Regions from separate parts of the Homo sapiens genome. Here region 2 is linked to region 1. Evidence: chromatin loops called from intact Hi-C (ENCODE). Cell type or tissue: PC-3. All regions are shown on one strand. Links, peaks and the distances in the headings refer to the core of each region. The heading gives the core; the rest is flanking DNA.

Evidence for each region. Peaks named below come from ENCODE experiments on the same cell type or tissue, not always from the same donor. Only the 100,000 strongest peaks of a DNase experiment are listed, where the experiment ranks them.
Region 2: a loop joins it to region 1, with 5 times the contacts of the local background. A loop is called at or near these places in 1 of 110 quality-filtered maps.

What each region holds. Positions count from the first base shown.
Region 1 is chr5:35,604,744-35,612,315 of GRCh38, reverse strand. No RefSeq gene overlaps it. Among named protein-coding and RNA genes, the nearest start is that of SPEF2, 9.3 kb to the left of the region's middle. In PC-3, for the core only: no CTCF peak of the experiment used is centred there; a DNase peak (open chromatin) is centred at 3,035; H3K4me3 peaks cover 310 bases; H3K27ac peaks cover 1,807 bases.
Region 2 is chr5:35,739,127-35,746,698 of GRCh38, reverse strand. It overlaps SPEF2 (sperm flagellar 2), which reads right to left. Exons shown (of 37, transcript NM_024867.4): 22 at 6,653-6,780; 23 at 6,432-6,570. Among named protein-coding and RNA genes, the nearest start is that of IL7R, 110 kb to the left of the region's middle. In PC-3, for the core only: no CTCF peak of the experiment used is centred there; no DNase peak of the experiment used is centred there; H3K4me3 peaks cover 748 bases; H3K27ac peaks cover 1,843 bases.

The sequences.
Region 1 (7,572 bases), core at 1,133-6,132:
TAGAAGTAATTGTATGTTGTAAATACAAGAAAATTCCTGCAATGGGACCTGGATACACCGAATTATGATTCTTTTCAACCATCAGCACAATAACACTAATGTCCAACTAGACCAATCTCTCTTGAGATTGATCGGAAGTTAATCTCGGTTTCCCGTTGAATAAAAACTTAGTACCATTACTAAGTACTTAGTGCCATTTCATTCTTGGCTTTACTTCTAAACATCCCATCACATGAGTTTCCTTGGTATCTCTAATGTGTACACATTGTCATTTTGGTTTGATGGTTCTGTTTCAAATATGTTCTTTTAGTAAACTCAAGTTTCTTCTCCAGAGAGCTGTCTGCCTTCCTATATCCATTTTACAGAACTAACTAATTGTATTTGGTAACAATATCTCAGGAAGTGGGAAGTCCAAGCAGGATATGATCTTATTCAGAGTGATTATCTTAACAACTTATGGAAAAACATGGATTATTTTGGTTGAGGCAAAACGGCCTAATCAACCCAATACAGCAGGCAAGGCTACAGTTGGAATTCTGAGAGAGCTTTATTGCCAACAAAATTGGAGCCTGATATATTCAATGTGTTTCACTCTAGAGTTATTCAAATTAGGAAGATTATAAGATTCTACAAAGCCCCTATAGCTTGGAGAATATATGTCCTGCAGCTGTGTCTACTGGAAGCACTGAATCCCTGAGCATGCTTCTAAGGGGTGGATACATACCATGCGGTGGCCTCTGAGGCAGTTCTGCTTATTGTCATCCTAGTAGTATGTTTAAATTGATGACCAGAGCTAATTTAATAAGAGGTTCCCAGCTCTACTATTAGTCAGTAGGACCTGGGGGATTGAAGTTCATGATATCTAGGTTGCTGAGAAGATTGCTCTTTGGGAAGGGCATAGACAATAGAGCACCAAACTTCACAGCAGCATTGGTAGAGAATGACTGAGCTCATAAACACTGGTAGATATGTGTGGGCTATAATTATCACATCAAGTGAAATACTTCTGTGCCTATCTATAGGAATTGTTTAGTTGTTGTTTGTTGTTTGTATCAAAAGCTATTTGTGCTATTCATCTTTGGTATCCAGCTTGGAACAACATAGTCTGCCCATATGGTATTTTGGAAAAAGAGTGTCTATACAGCATTTGGATAAATGAAGATGCAGATACTTTACAAAAAGATAAAAGGCAAAGTCATTCATTTTACAAAAAATGCATGATACTCATTTCAGTTCACAAAACATCCAACTTGAAAATGATCTGACATTAAAATATCAATAAAAATGTGCTATCACTGAAATACATGCATTTTACTATGTAAATTCTTATTAACTTGAAATTGCTATTTTATTTATTTATTTATTTTTGAGACGGAATCTTGCTTTGTCACCAGGCTGGAGTGCAATGGTGCGATCTCAGCTCCCTGCAACCTCTGCCTCCAAGGTTCAAGTGATTCTCCTGCCTCAGCCTCCTGAGTAGCTGGGACTACAGGCACGTGCCACCACGCCCAGCTAATTTTTGTATTTTTAGTTGAGATGGGGTTTCACCATGTTGGCCAGGATGGTCTTGATCTCTTGACCTCATGTCTGCCCCCCTTGGCCTCCCAAAGTGTTGGGGTTACAGGCGTGACCCACCACACCCAGCCAAGTTTAAGATTAAACCTACTGTGTGCCCATTAAACTCTCAGCTGTGGACAAGGTTTCTAGCACTGCCCATGTTAATATTTAGAATTATTCAATGATATGTTCGTTCTCCCATAAGGAATCAGCTGGAAGAGATTAAAGAAACTGACAGTTTTCTTTCTCTTCCTGAGATGGCTTTCTTGTGTTTTTTAATAAAATATTTTAGAATATTTGGCCCCTTCACCTGATTGTAACTACCACAGCAATCATAAAACTAAAAGCTTTCTTTTTTAAAGCATCACCTGTCATTTTAATTATAAATCTTTATTTCTTTTTTGTAAATACTCAAGTAGAAATTATAGTTATTTTGAGACCACAAGTTGGATTGGAAATGTATGCTTTATAATAAAATGCAATTCATTAAAAATATACCTAATTCTTTTAAAAATTAATTATTATTATTAATTATTATAACATTTTTTACACCAATGCAACAATCAACACAAGATTTCCATGACCAAATGTTTGGGGGGTTTTCTCCACATACCAAGCAGTGGACAGCAGCTGGGTGTCCTCTAATTCACTTCAATTTTGGTGGTGTCTTCCTGGAGATAGCCTTAGATCTCACAGGTTGAGCGCTCATCCCCACAAGAATGCCTCCCCTTCAGATACCAGTACTGAGTCTAAGCCTCTGGAACTTCAGACTGAGCAGTTTCAAGCTGGGCTTCTCATGGCCTCCCTCTTTGGGCTTGATTAATTTGCTAGAGTGGCTCAGAGAACGTTTACTTAGGTTTACTGGTTTATTATAAAAGGTATTATATTAAAAAGGATACAGATGAAGAGTTGAGTAGGGCAAGGCATATGAGAAGGGGTGCAGAGCTTCCATGCCCTCCACAGGTACGCCACCATCCAGGAAACTCTACATGTTTAGCTTTATGGGAACTCTCCTAACCCTGTCCTCTTGGGCCTTTTATGCCATTGGATAGGCATGATTGGCAACTCTGTAGAAATGTGATTGAACAAAAAGAGTATGATTTAAACTCAGAAGGGCCTGTCCAGATTCTTTTTGGCCTCTCTGTGCAGCATTCCTTCCTCCATGGTATGAGAGTCTTATGACCCATAGTCAGATTAGAGTCCTGCCTTGGGCAGGTGAAAGGAGAGGAGGAGAAGGTAAGAGAGGGAGGGATTCTATTCACTTTAACAAGGGCTGTGGAGTTACAAGCCAGGAACTGTGAATGAAAACCAATATATGTAAATTATAATATCACACTTTCCCCTCTAGTATGTCCTGTGCAATGGTTCCAGTTTATATTCCTAAAGCCCTGCGCTAGTCCTTACCCAGATACTTCCATGAACTCCACTGGAGCAGCGTTTACCTACTGTGGGGCTTAGCCTCGTAAAAGTTAATGTAATTCCTTCAGTGAGTCATGCCGGAATCCTTCACAAATGAAGCAATGTAGAATGAAATTAAGTAAAAAATATCAAAGGGCATTTCAGATAGCAAGGGTAAATGCATATGTGGTTTTTTGGAAACATGTTTGCCTTAGTTATGTTTGTACATATTTGTGTGTGTGTGTGTGTGTGTGTGTGATTAAAGGGTGGATGTGTGTATGTGGTTTGCATGTGGGGAAAAGTATTTTTTTCCTGTGGGTCATCGTCAGTAAAATTTGCAACCCACTGTTGGAGGATAAAGACCCCATTGAAAGTAATCCATGATCTAGCCTCAATTCAACCTTAACTATAAACCACAAACTCATTTACACATCCTGTTCACATTCCTTTCTCAGGTCCCAACTTTCCCATCTGAACACCTGTCTTTCGTCCTCCCTCTGCAAAAAAGACATCTGAATACATGGATGACTTTTCATTTTCACATACCCAGAACCTAGAACAGTGCCTGTCCAAATGCTCACTCAGTAAATGATACAGCATGAATCTGTGCATACCAACAGGACTTTTAACACACACCACTCACTTTAACATCTATGTATTATGTTGCACAATTTCTTGTTTGTGTGTGTGTGTTATTGGTTGATTCCAGTCCTTTGTACTTAGAACAATGAGGATCACAAAAAGACATGTGACCATGGAAACTGACTGCTTTTATTCTTTTTTATTGTTTTTGAGACGGAGTCTTGCTTTGTCACCCAGGCTGGAGTGCAGTGGCATGATCTCTGGTCACTGCAACCTCTGCCTCCTGGGTTCAAGCCATTCTCCTGCCTCAGCCTCCCAAGTAGTTGGGATTACAGGTGCCTGTCAGCATGCCTGGCTAATTTTTGTATTTTTAGTAAACATGGGGTGTCACCATGTTGTCCAGGCTGGTCTCGAACTCCTGACCTCAGATGATTCACCAGCCTTGGCCTCCCAAAGTGCTGGGATTACAGATGTGAGTGACCGTGCCCAACCAGAACCTGCTTTTTTTCATGTTCTACTTTCAGTTATGCCATGATGAAATAAGGTATATTAGACTTCCCATCCTACCATTATTAACTATAAAACAGAAAAAATATGTAAAGCAACTACAAATAGTGCACAAATATGTCAGCTTTCTTCCTGGGGAAGTTTTTTGACTGTGGCTTAAAGAAGTAGACACCAAGCAGAGAGCAAAGATCTTTCTGGGTGGAGGAAGCAAAGATTGGAATGTAAGGCTTCTGGAATTCTGAGGGTAACATAATGGAGAAGAGGAATGTAGAATTTGGGAGGTAAGATAATGCAGAAGAGGAAGTTATGATGAGAAGGAGCTCTAGAAATTAGCTTGGAGTCTCCTTGAGTCTTTAACCAAATACAAAGCTGCCCATGCACAGGAGAATAGGAAGCTTATTGAGATGCTGTATGCCGTATAATGCTAGGAATCACTGGAATTTCAATCAGACTAAGTGAAGAAACTTCATTGAACACTCAGAGTATTTGGGTAAAGACCCAGAAAGAAAAAGGTTTTTTTCTTTCTTTTTATTATAAAGGTACTTTAATCATAGTGTAAAGGCTAACAAATCCTAAAATAAAATTTTTAAAACTCTAGTGAGATAAAGCTGATTATCCAATAAATTAATTTCCTGCCAGAAGAAAAATCAAAATTTAAAAGAAAACAAAAAATTTTAGACTCTTAACAATGTAGCACTCATAATGTCAGACATAAAATCAAGAAGAAAGAACATATGAATCATAACCAGGGGGAAAAATGGTCAAAAGAAATAGACTCAGGGATGACATGGGTGTTAAAATTAGCAGACAAAGACAATAAGCACTATAAAAATATTATAAATATTTTTAAGATGAAAATTAAGATATAGTTGTAATGTATGAACAGCTGTGAAATGTAATAGTGCAATGGAAGCTATTTTTAAAAAGATGGAAGGTCTACATCTGACAAATCTTTCATCTGAAATGTAAAATTCAATGAATGGACCTAACAGCGGATTAGAGATTCAGAAGAAAAGGTAAATGAACTTGTAGAAAGACAACAGTAACTATCTAAACTAAAGCACAAAGAGTAGGCAGTCTAAAAATAATAAATAGAACTTCAGTGACCTGTGGAACAATAACAAATGGTCGAATGTGTAATTAAAGGCCCAGAAGAAGAAAAAGAAGAGATTGAAGCAGAAAAAAATTTAAACACATAATAGCCAAGTATTTTCTAAATATGATGGAAAATATATATTAAAAAACCAAAAACTTGATAAAATCCAAACAGGAAAAGCACACAATAAAACTTCAAATAGGCACACTGTCAAATGTCAAGTTGTTAAATTGCATAAAAATAGACCAGTTGAAAGATTAAGATTGCAGAAAAGTGAAGAGAAAGACTTAAAAGTACACAGAGGAAAAAAGACATTGTGAGAGCAATGAGAAGAATGACAACTGATATGATAAAGAACAATGCAGGCCAGGAGATAGTAGCTTTAAAATATTGAAGAAGAATAAATTAATCCTATAATTTCATACCCAGCAAAAATGATCCCTCAACAATTAAGGCAAAATAAAGACATTTTCAGATAACAAAGGCTGAGGAAATTTGATATATGCATTGTAAAGGTGGTAAACTCTTCAAGCTGAAGGAAAGTGATACCAAATAGAAACTCATATCAACATAAAAGAAAGAACACTACAAATAGGTAGTATATAGGCTAATATGAAAGAAGCATGTTTTACATGGCAGTGGACAAGAGAGAATGAGAGCCAAGCAAAAGGGGTTTCCTTTTATAAAACCACCAGATCTCCTGAGACTTATTCACTACCATGAGAACGGTATGGAGGAAACTGACCCCATGATTCAATAATTTCCCACTGAGTCCCTCCCACAACACATGGGAATTATGGGAGCTACAATTAAAGATGAGATTTGGGTGGAGACATAGCCAAATCATATCAATGATATAGCTAAAGCTGATGAAGAAAATTATGGGAAACTAAGCAAATACTCAAGCCAACAGAATGCAGGAAAGGAAAAAAATAAAATAAGAAAAACAATACACAAGGAAAAAAATGAGACAATTATAAAATAAGTAGCATATTATAGATTAAACCTAACTAGAGCAATGAATCTATTGTATATAAATTAAAAACTCTAATTAAAATGCATAGATTACCAAATTAAACTTTAAGAAAATCAATGCCCAACTACATATTTTTAAAAGAAATGTAGTTTAAATATAAAGACACATATAATTAAAAATAAAATTACAGAAAATATATATAATGTAAACATTATAGCCAAATATTTATAGCATTGTTCATAGTAAAGTATCATTTATAGCAACATCATTCAAAGCTGAAGTAATAATATTTCTGATAAAGTAGACTTTCAAACAGGAATTACTAAAGAGAAGCACTTCATAAAATTATAAAAATAATTGATCAAGAATACATTATAATCCTATTGCCATATACCTTGTAACAGAAGCAAAAACTGGCAGAACTAAAGGGAAATTAAAATTATATAAATTATAATTAATAATAATTTGGTTATATTATTTTATTTCAATAATTTTTAGGGAACAGGTGGTTTTGGTTACATGGGCAAGTTATTTAGTGGTGATTTCTGAGATTTTGGTGGACCTGTCACATGAGCAGTGTACACTGTACCCAATGTGTAGTCTTTTGTCTGTCACCCCCTTCCACCCTTCTCCCTGCGTCCCCAAGGTCCATTATATCATTCTTATGCCTTTGCATCCTCATAGCTTAGCTCCCACTTATAAGTGAGAATGTACGATATTTGGTTTTTCATTCCTGAGTTACTTCACTTAGAATAATAGTCTCCAACTCCATTCAGATTTCTGCAAATGACATTATTTTGTTCTTTTTTATGGCTGAATAGTATCCCATGGTGTATATATACTGCATTTTCTTTATCCACTTGTTGGTTGTTGGGCATTTAGGCTAGTTCCATATTTTTGCAATTGTGAATTGTGCTGCTGAAAACATTCATGTGTAAGTATCTTTTTCGTATAATTACTTATTTTCCTCTGGGTAGATACCCAGTAGTGGGATTGCTAGATCAAATGATAGTTCTACTTTAAGTTATTTAAGGAATCTCCACCCTGTTTTCCATAGTGGTTGTACTAGTTTACATTCCCACCAGTAGTGTAAGAGTGTTCTTTTTTTTTACCACATCCACACCAACATCTATTATTTTGTGATTTTTAAAATTATAGCCATTCTTGTAGGAGTAGAATGGTATCTCATTATAGTTTTAATTTGCATTTCCCTGATAATTAGTGATGTTGAGCATTTTTTCATGTGTTTGTTGGCCATTTGTATATCTTCTTTTGAGAATTGTCTAGTCATGTCCTTTGCCCACTTTTTGATGGAAATATTATTTTTTTCTTGATGATTTGTTTGAGTTTCTTGTAGATTCTGGATGTTAGTTCTTTATTGGATGCACAGTTTGCAAATATTTTCTCCCACTCTGTGGGTTGTATGTTTACTCTGCTGATTCTTTTGCTGTGCAGA
Region 2 (7,572 bases), core at 1,469-6,468, 130 kb before region 1:
TTATTGTTCGGTTTGGTCATTTAACATAATCCCAGACTTCTTGGAGGCTTTGCTCATATTTTCTTTTTCTTTTTTCATTGTCTTTGTTGGATTGGGTTAATTTGAGGACCTTGTCTTTCAGCTCTGAATTTCTTGCTTCTACCTGTTCAATTCTATTGCTGAGACTTTCCAGAACATTTCAGGTTTCTAAAAGTGTCTACAAAGTTTCCTGAATTTTTGTTTGTTTTTTCTTTTAGCTATCTATTTCCTTGAATATTTCTCCCTTCACTCCTTGTATCATTTTTTGGATTTCCTTGCATTGGGCTTTGCCTTTCTCTGGTGCCTCCCTGATTAGCTTAATAACTAACCTCCTGAATTCTTTTTCAGATAAATCAGGGATTTCTTGGTTTGGATCCATTGCTGGTGAACTAGTGTGATTTTTTCACGGTGTTAAAGAGCCTTGTTTTGTCATATTACCAGGGCTGATTTTTTGGTTCCTTCTCATTTGGGTAGGCTCTGCAAAGGGAAGGTCTAGGGCTGAAAGCTCTTGTTCAGATTCTTTTGTCCCACAGGGTGTTCCCTTGATGTAATACTCTCCTGCTTTTCCTATGGATGTGGCTTCCTGTGAGCCAAACTGCAGTGATTGTTGTCTGTCTTCTGGGTTTAGCCACCCAGTAAGTCTACCCTGCTCCGGGTTGGTACTGGGGGTTGTCTGCACAGAGTCCTGTGATGTGAATTGTCTATGGGTCTCCCAGCCATGGATACCAGTGCCTGTTCTGGTGGAGGTGGTGAGGGAGTGCAATGGACTCCATGACAGTTCTTAGCCTTGATGGTTTAATGGTCTATTTTTGTGCTGGTTGGCATCCTGCCAGGAGGTGGTGCTTTCCAGAGAGCATCAGCTGTAGTAGCGTGGAGAGGGACCAGCGGTGGGCTGGGCCCTAGAACTCCCAAGATTATATGCCCTTTGTCTTCCACTACCAGGGTGGGTAGGAAAGGACCATCAGGTGTGGCAGAGCTAAGCATGTCTGAGCTCAGATTCTCCTTGGGTGGGTTTTGCTGCAGCTGCTGTCGGGGTTGGGGGTGAGATTCCCAGGTCACTGGAGTTATGCACCTAGGAGGATTGTGGCTGCCTCTGCTGAGTCATGTAGGTGCTGAGGCAGGGAAGTGGGGGAAAGCTGGCAGTCACAGCCTCACGCAGCTCCCATGCAAACCTAAGGGCCGGTCTCACTCCCACCGGGCCTCTGCCAACAGCCCCGAGTCTGTTTCCAGGCAGTGGGTGAGATGGGCTTGAGAACTTGTTCAAGGATACCCACCTCCGAGCTGTGAAAGAAAAGGGCTTGGGTCTTCCCCTACCTGAGGAGTCTGCACACCGGATGTGCACCCTCCCCCGAGCTCTGGCCGGGAGGCTTCTTGCCCAGTTCAAATTGTTACAAGGTTCAGCTAGAGATTTTCTTCTCCCTGTGGAGTTTTACCCCCTGCTCCTCTGGCCACCCTCCCAATGGAACCCTGTGATGCCCAGCAGGAATGGGCTGCTTGGGCACCCAGCGAGCTCCCAGTGCCTTTCTGCTACTTCCTCTACCCCTGTATTTCGCTCAGCTCTCTAAATTGACTCAGCTCCAGGTAAGGTTAGAAACTTCTTCTGTTAGTTAGAATATATCAGTTAGAAACTGAAACAGACTTTCAGTTTCTCCAGTGGGGGTGTGTTCAGGAGAGGAGGGTCTCCCTTTCCCACTGCCGCACTAGGGCACTCATAGTATTTGGGGTGTCTCCCAGGTCCCGCAGGAGCAGTCAGCCTCCTTCAGAGGGTCTGTGAGTCCTCTCGGGATTGCTGGTTTGTTCTTGCAGTTGATCTGGAGCTAAAATTCACAGTGCAAGCCTCCACACACTGCTCTGTCCAGAGCTGCAATCTAGTCCTGCCTCCTGTCTGCCATGATGATCCAGTTTTTTTGTTTGTTTGTTTGTTTTTTAGACAGAGTCTCCCTCTGTCCCCCAGGCTGGAGTGTGCTGTGGCGTGATCTTGGCTCACTGAGGCCTCCACCTCCTGGGTTCATGCGATTCTCCTCTTTATATATTTTTTAAAGAAAGGAGAGGACACAGCAGAGGAAAAAGCACAAAAGCAGGGCTCTGGAGACCTTGATTCTAGTTCTTTTTCTCCCACGGACTCAGTGTGAAACCTTTGCAAGTAACATCATGTCTGTGGCTCAGTTTTGTAATGGACAAAATGAGAACAATGCAACAGCAGAAGCTCTCTATTAACTTCATAGGATTGGAATGAAATAATTGAAGAACAAGGAATATTACCAGGGATAAAAAGGGATTAAAGCAATGAGGTTTTGTTATGCACTTGCCCAGAGACATTGCTGGTTTTCACACTTTATTTAGCAAGAATTAGGGAACTACTAAGTATTCCTGAAAAATCAGAGACGTATTTAAGAGAGATTCATAACTATTAATTGAGAAGATCATGCAGACTAAATCATTATAAATGTCTATTCTTACAAAAGTTGTAAAGACTTTCCACTGGGTAAAAACCCACATTCAACTTATGTGGTGCTTACTAGAGATACATAAAACAAAACGACACAAAAAGGTCAGTGTGGAAACTTATATGACCACATACAAATTAAAAATAAAGCAAGGTTTATGGTATTGATATCAGGTAGAAGTCAAATTTAAGACAAAAAGCACTTAGGATGCAAAGATTTTATACCATAATGAGGAACAGGGCAACTTGGGCACAGAATCCCACTACTGCTTACTATGTTGGCTTCTTTACCATATTTGTTCATCTATAAAATGGGAGTATTACTAGTGCCTGCCTCAGAGGGTGGTTGTGGGGATGAAAAAGACAGTGCCAGAACATAGTGCATGCTCAGCATTTAGCTATTACTGTTGCTGCCTTAAAACTGATGAAAATCAAAAACTGTAGCAAGGAAAATGGATAGAAATGTAATAGTCACAGGAGTTTTTCACTTACTTTCACCAGTTTTTACAAGATCATCTAGCTATAAAAATGTTAAAAAAAAAAGGAATAGAGTGGTTATTTCAATCAGAATTACCTGTACCCTTTTAAAAATAAATGTGATACAAGGATTTATACTAAATCTAATGAGTTTGGTCATAGGGCATGAAGCAAAGGCAGGTTTATTTATTTTTTTAACTTAACTTCAGAAGTTTCTCTACTGTATACTGTTGCTGAAGATCCACTGCTAAAAATGTTATCATATCTTTGATAAGGTGGATTTGGCCAAAACTTACTGAACCTTCCAAGTAGAAATTTTGTATGTTGTTTTCTAGTATCCATGGATATTTTCTAATATCCAAATTTCTACTCAAAGTTTATTTTTCTTCCCTTGACTATTCTTTCTAGAGGTTTCTCTGCCTTTATTGCCTGGATTGAATTTTAAGTTTAATATGTTTTATTTCCAAATTTTAAATTTAATTCCAAGTTTTTAAGAATTATCCTCATTAATTCCTTTCTCCTTTCCTCAGCTTTATTTTCTAACTTCTTTTTGAAGTTATATTTATTTCTATTCTTCCATGCCTAATAATAAGTGAAGAAAAATAAAAGGGAGTGTGTCCACCATATCTAACCACGTAGCTAAATATCCACATATAATATATATGTATATATTATATGTAAGTCTATGTTAATATATTTTAGAGTCTTCTCACATCATTGGATTAACTTTCTGAAAAAAATAAAATGAGATTCCTATTGAAGTAACATAATACTTTAAATATTTAAAAGTAAAATAAAGAACTATAAAATTATTTAAAATTGTGTTACATTTCTATATAATCTTGGGGTGAAGTATTTTTTAATTGATCACAAAAAAAGCTATAAAGGAAATTTCCTTATTTATCAATATAAACATTAAAAACCTTCTGCATATTAAAACTCATCTCAAACATCAAACTGGGAATATATATATACTATATGATCAACAGATGGCTTGTTTCCTTAACATATACAAAGATCTTAGAAGTCAGTAAGGAACAGAGCATGCTCCAGCAGAAAAAGGGGCAGAAATCACAAACAGGTTTCAGGAGGTGGAAAATAAATGACCATTAAACTTAGGAGAAAATGGTCAACTTCCATTGTAAATTGAGGAAAAAATGTAAATTATAGGAATATATTCATATTTTTACCCATTAAATTGGCAAAGATTAACAAAAAAGAATCTAATATTTGATATAAATCTAATAATTTAGATTTAAAATATTTGTATAATTTAAAATATACAAATCTGATATTTGCATAATCTGTTAGTTGAGTAAAATTTACAAGTTCTTACTGTGTAAAGTTTTCAAATTTGTAAATTTTTAGTATATTTTAAAAACCTTAAAAATAAGCATAATCTTAAACAAGTTTCACTTAAAAAAGTTTGCCCATAGAAATAATTAAGGATGTGGTCAACAGTTAGCTGGATGAAATTTTACTGTAAAATTCTCTGTAATAAAATGTTGGTGCTCAAGAAACTGTTAATAAGCTGGTGACTAAACATAGAAATCTGTAAAATAAATGATATAGTCCACTAGTCATATCCTTTAGTCATAAAAATGATGTTGTAGATGAATGTTTATTGAAAAAGAAAACATGTTCTATTGACTTAAAAAGAATGTTACAAAACAATACATATTTTGCTATCAAATTTTTGTAAAAACAACCACCATTGACTATTAGGGATTTGTCATTTTAAATTTTGCTTCTTATTATCTAATTTATCTACAATAAACATATGTCGCATTTGGAATTAGGAAAAAGGAAATCCCAAATAAGATATTTTAAATTTCCAAATCCTCTCATTCTCTGCCAACAATCACCTGACTAACATGGAGGAAGAAGTATACAGGAAGGCTGGCTTTATGAATAGGTAGGAAAAAGAAAACAGAAAAAAAGTTGTAGGGTTTATATAGATATGAATTACTCTTTGAGGAGTGTCAAAGAATAGGCAAAATACTTCAATTTTACCAGGACATTTGAATACCTATTGGGTTAAACCCTTCAGCAACCACCCTATCACCCAAGCCACAATGACGCCTTGCTTCTATTGCAAAAGTTTCCCATCTGGTTCCAACGTGTCTTCCTGCTGTTTTTACTCTACTGCAGACTCTTTTAAAACCAGATAGCAATGCTTCCTGTCTCACTCAGATCAATAGCTATATTCTCATAATAACCTCCAAGGACTTAGGTAATCTGGTTACCCAACAATCTCTCTGACCATATCATCAGCCAACTGTTGCCTAGCTCACTCTGCTCCAGACATACCAGCCTCCTTGCTGTTCTTCAAACACACCAAGTGTCCTCCCCCTTCAGTGCCATCGCTCTTGCTTTCATATGTGCTTCATACACCCTTTCTCCAAATATTTACATGGCTTACCCAATCACTTCTGTTGTCAGTCTGTTCAAATGTCGCCTTCTCAGTGAGATTTTCCACAGCCACTGTTTACAAAATGGTACATCCAACGTTCTTTTCCCCTTGCTTTGCTTTCTTGCTCTCTACATAGCTCTTATGACTAAGGACACATTCACTATATGCTTATTTGTTTATTGCTTATTCTGTGTCTCCTGGACACAAGGATACAAACACTCTGTGGTCACAGATTTATTTTGTTCACTGCTGAATCCCTAGCCTCTTTAATGGTGCTAGGACCATAATAGATGCTCAATAAGTATTTATTGACCAAATGAATGGGGCATGGGTTTGAGATTGGCAATGTTTTAATTACATAAATCAATATTTAGGTTATAATCAGTTTTGACTGTTAGTAATCTATACTTAAGGTAGTGGCAAGGTATCCCTCTGATGGGATAAGGGGGGGTGTGTCAATTTAAAATGAAAGATGAAGGGCAAGAGAATGAAATCAGGCTTTTTGTACATCAGAGGCCCCTTTCTAAAGCATCAGGGTAATATAATTCACTCATGACTTTATGAAAATCTGCTTGTTATTGTGCTTGCTGGGGCACTACCAGGAATTGTGCTTGCTGGAGATACAAAGATGTGTAGTATTTAGTACCAGCCCTTAAGAGATCTATTCAATAGAGGTAATTCTAGGTTTTCCATGTCATTCCCTCATTCCTCTTCTCCTTGCTATCAACAAAATGTGTAACTGTGCTCAAGAAAGGAATGTGATTAACATCAGGCATAAGCACAGTTACATTGACCCACAAAGAGACTAAGGGACTAGAAATCTACAAGACAGATGCCCAGAATGTTCTCGCAGTGCGGACTTTGGCCCCTCTTTCCAGAAGTGTTGCTATGGTATTCTCATTCTAAACTCAAAGTGCGGAAAAGCCACTGCTCTTGAAAGTTACCTGGTTAATAGTTCAAACCATTTTCTTTCTCATCCTCATACTTCACAAAAGTAAGGAGCAAATGAGTTGGGGTTTTGCAGGACAAGATATGAAAGCCAGCTAACCCTGTCCCAATAGGTCACTATTTCCTTACATTCACTCGTTGATGTAGTTCAGCCTTTGTTTCCTCATCATCCCACAGGTCATCAGGAAGGGAGTTGAAATCAGCCTGCCATTGAGCTACAAAATCTTGCTTGTGATCCGGACGCTTTAGAAACTCCTGGAAACTTGTTCTGTAGACATTAATAGAATGAGATAAATTTTATATGTCATGCCTCTAAACTGTAAAATTCTGACTTTGGAAACATTACTTACCTAATCTCATATAAGTAAGCAAGCACAGTATGCTGGTCTTCCCTCAGATGCCTGAGTACTGTTTTGATGGTGTTTATATAGGAATTTTCTATTAGTTCCCAGTAAGGTACTAAAAACAAAGGCATTTCCTGTTAAATGGTAAAGTGTAGAAACTGTTACTTCAAAATGAAAGTTCTTCTGAATAATAGTGTCAAAAGAACAGTCCCAAGCAAAAAGGTCAAGATGCAACTGCAACTACATAAAGCATTCCCTGTGAGACTTCTTGCTCCTCTTCTCTCACACGCCTCCCACTCCAGCAAATTCATATTCCAAATAATCCTCCATGTCTCAGCCCAGATATTATTTATTCCAGAAATTGGGGGCGGGCGGTCGTGGTGGTGGCTCATGCCTGTAATCCCAGCACTTTGGGAGGCCAAGGTGGGCAGATCACCTAAGGTCAGGAGTTCTAGACCAGCCTAGCCAACATCAAGAAAGCCTGTCTCTACTAAAAATACAAAAAATTAGCCAGGTGTGGTGGCATGTGCCAATCCCAGCTACTTGGGAGGCAGAGGCAGGAGAATTGCTTGAACCTGGGAGGCGGAGCTTGCACTGAGCCAGGATCATGCTGTTGCACTCCAGCCTGGGCAACAACAGCAAAATTCCATCTAAAAAAAATAACTGTTTATTCCAGAAATCCTACCCAGATACAACAAGTCTGCAAGGTCATCCACTGAGGTTCTGAGGTTCTCCCTTAGCATCCTGTACTTTTCCCATCATAACACTGATGACGTTAATTGTAACATCATCATTTACTTGTCTATACTCATCTCTAGAATGGCAGTCCCATAAACACAGAAACTGTCTTGTTTACCATTATAAGAAGACTCTTCAAAAAGTTTATGAAAAATACATATTATGAAAAAACTATGCATGAATTTTGA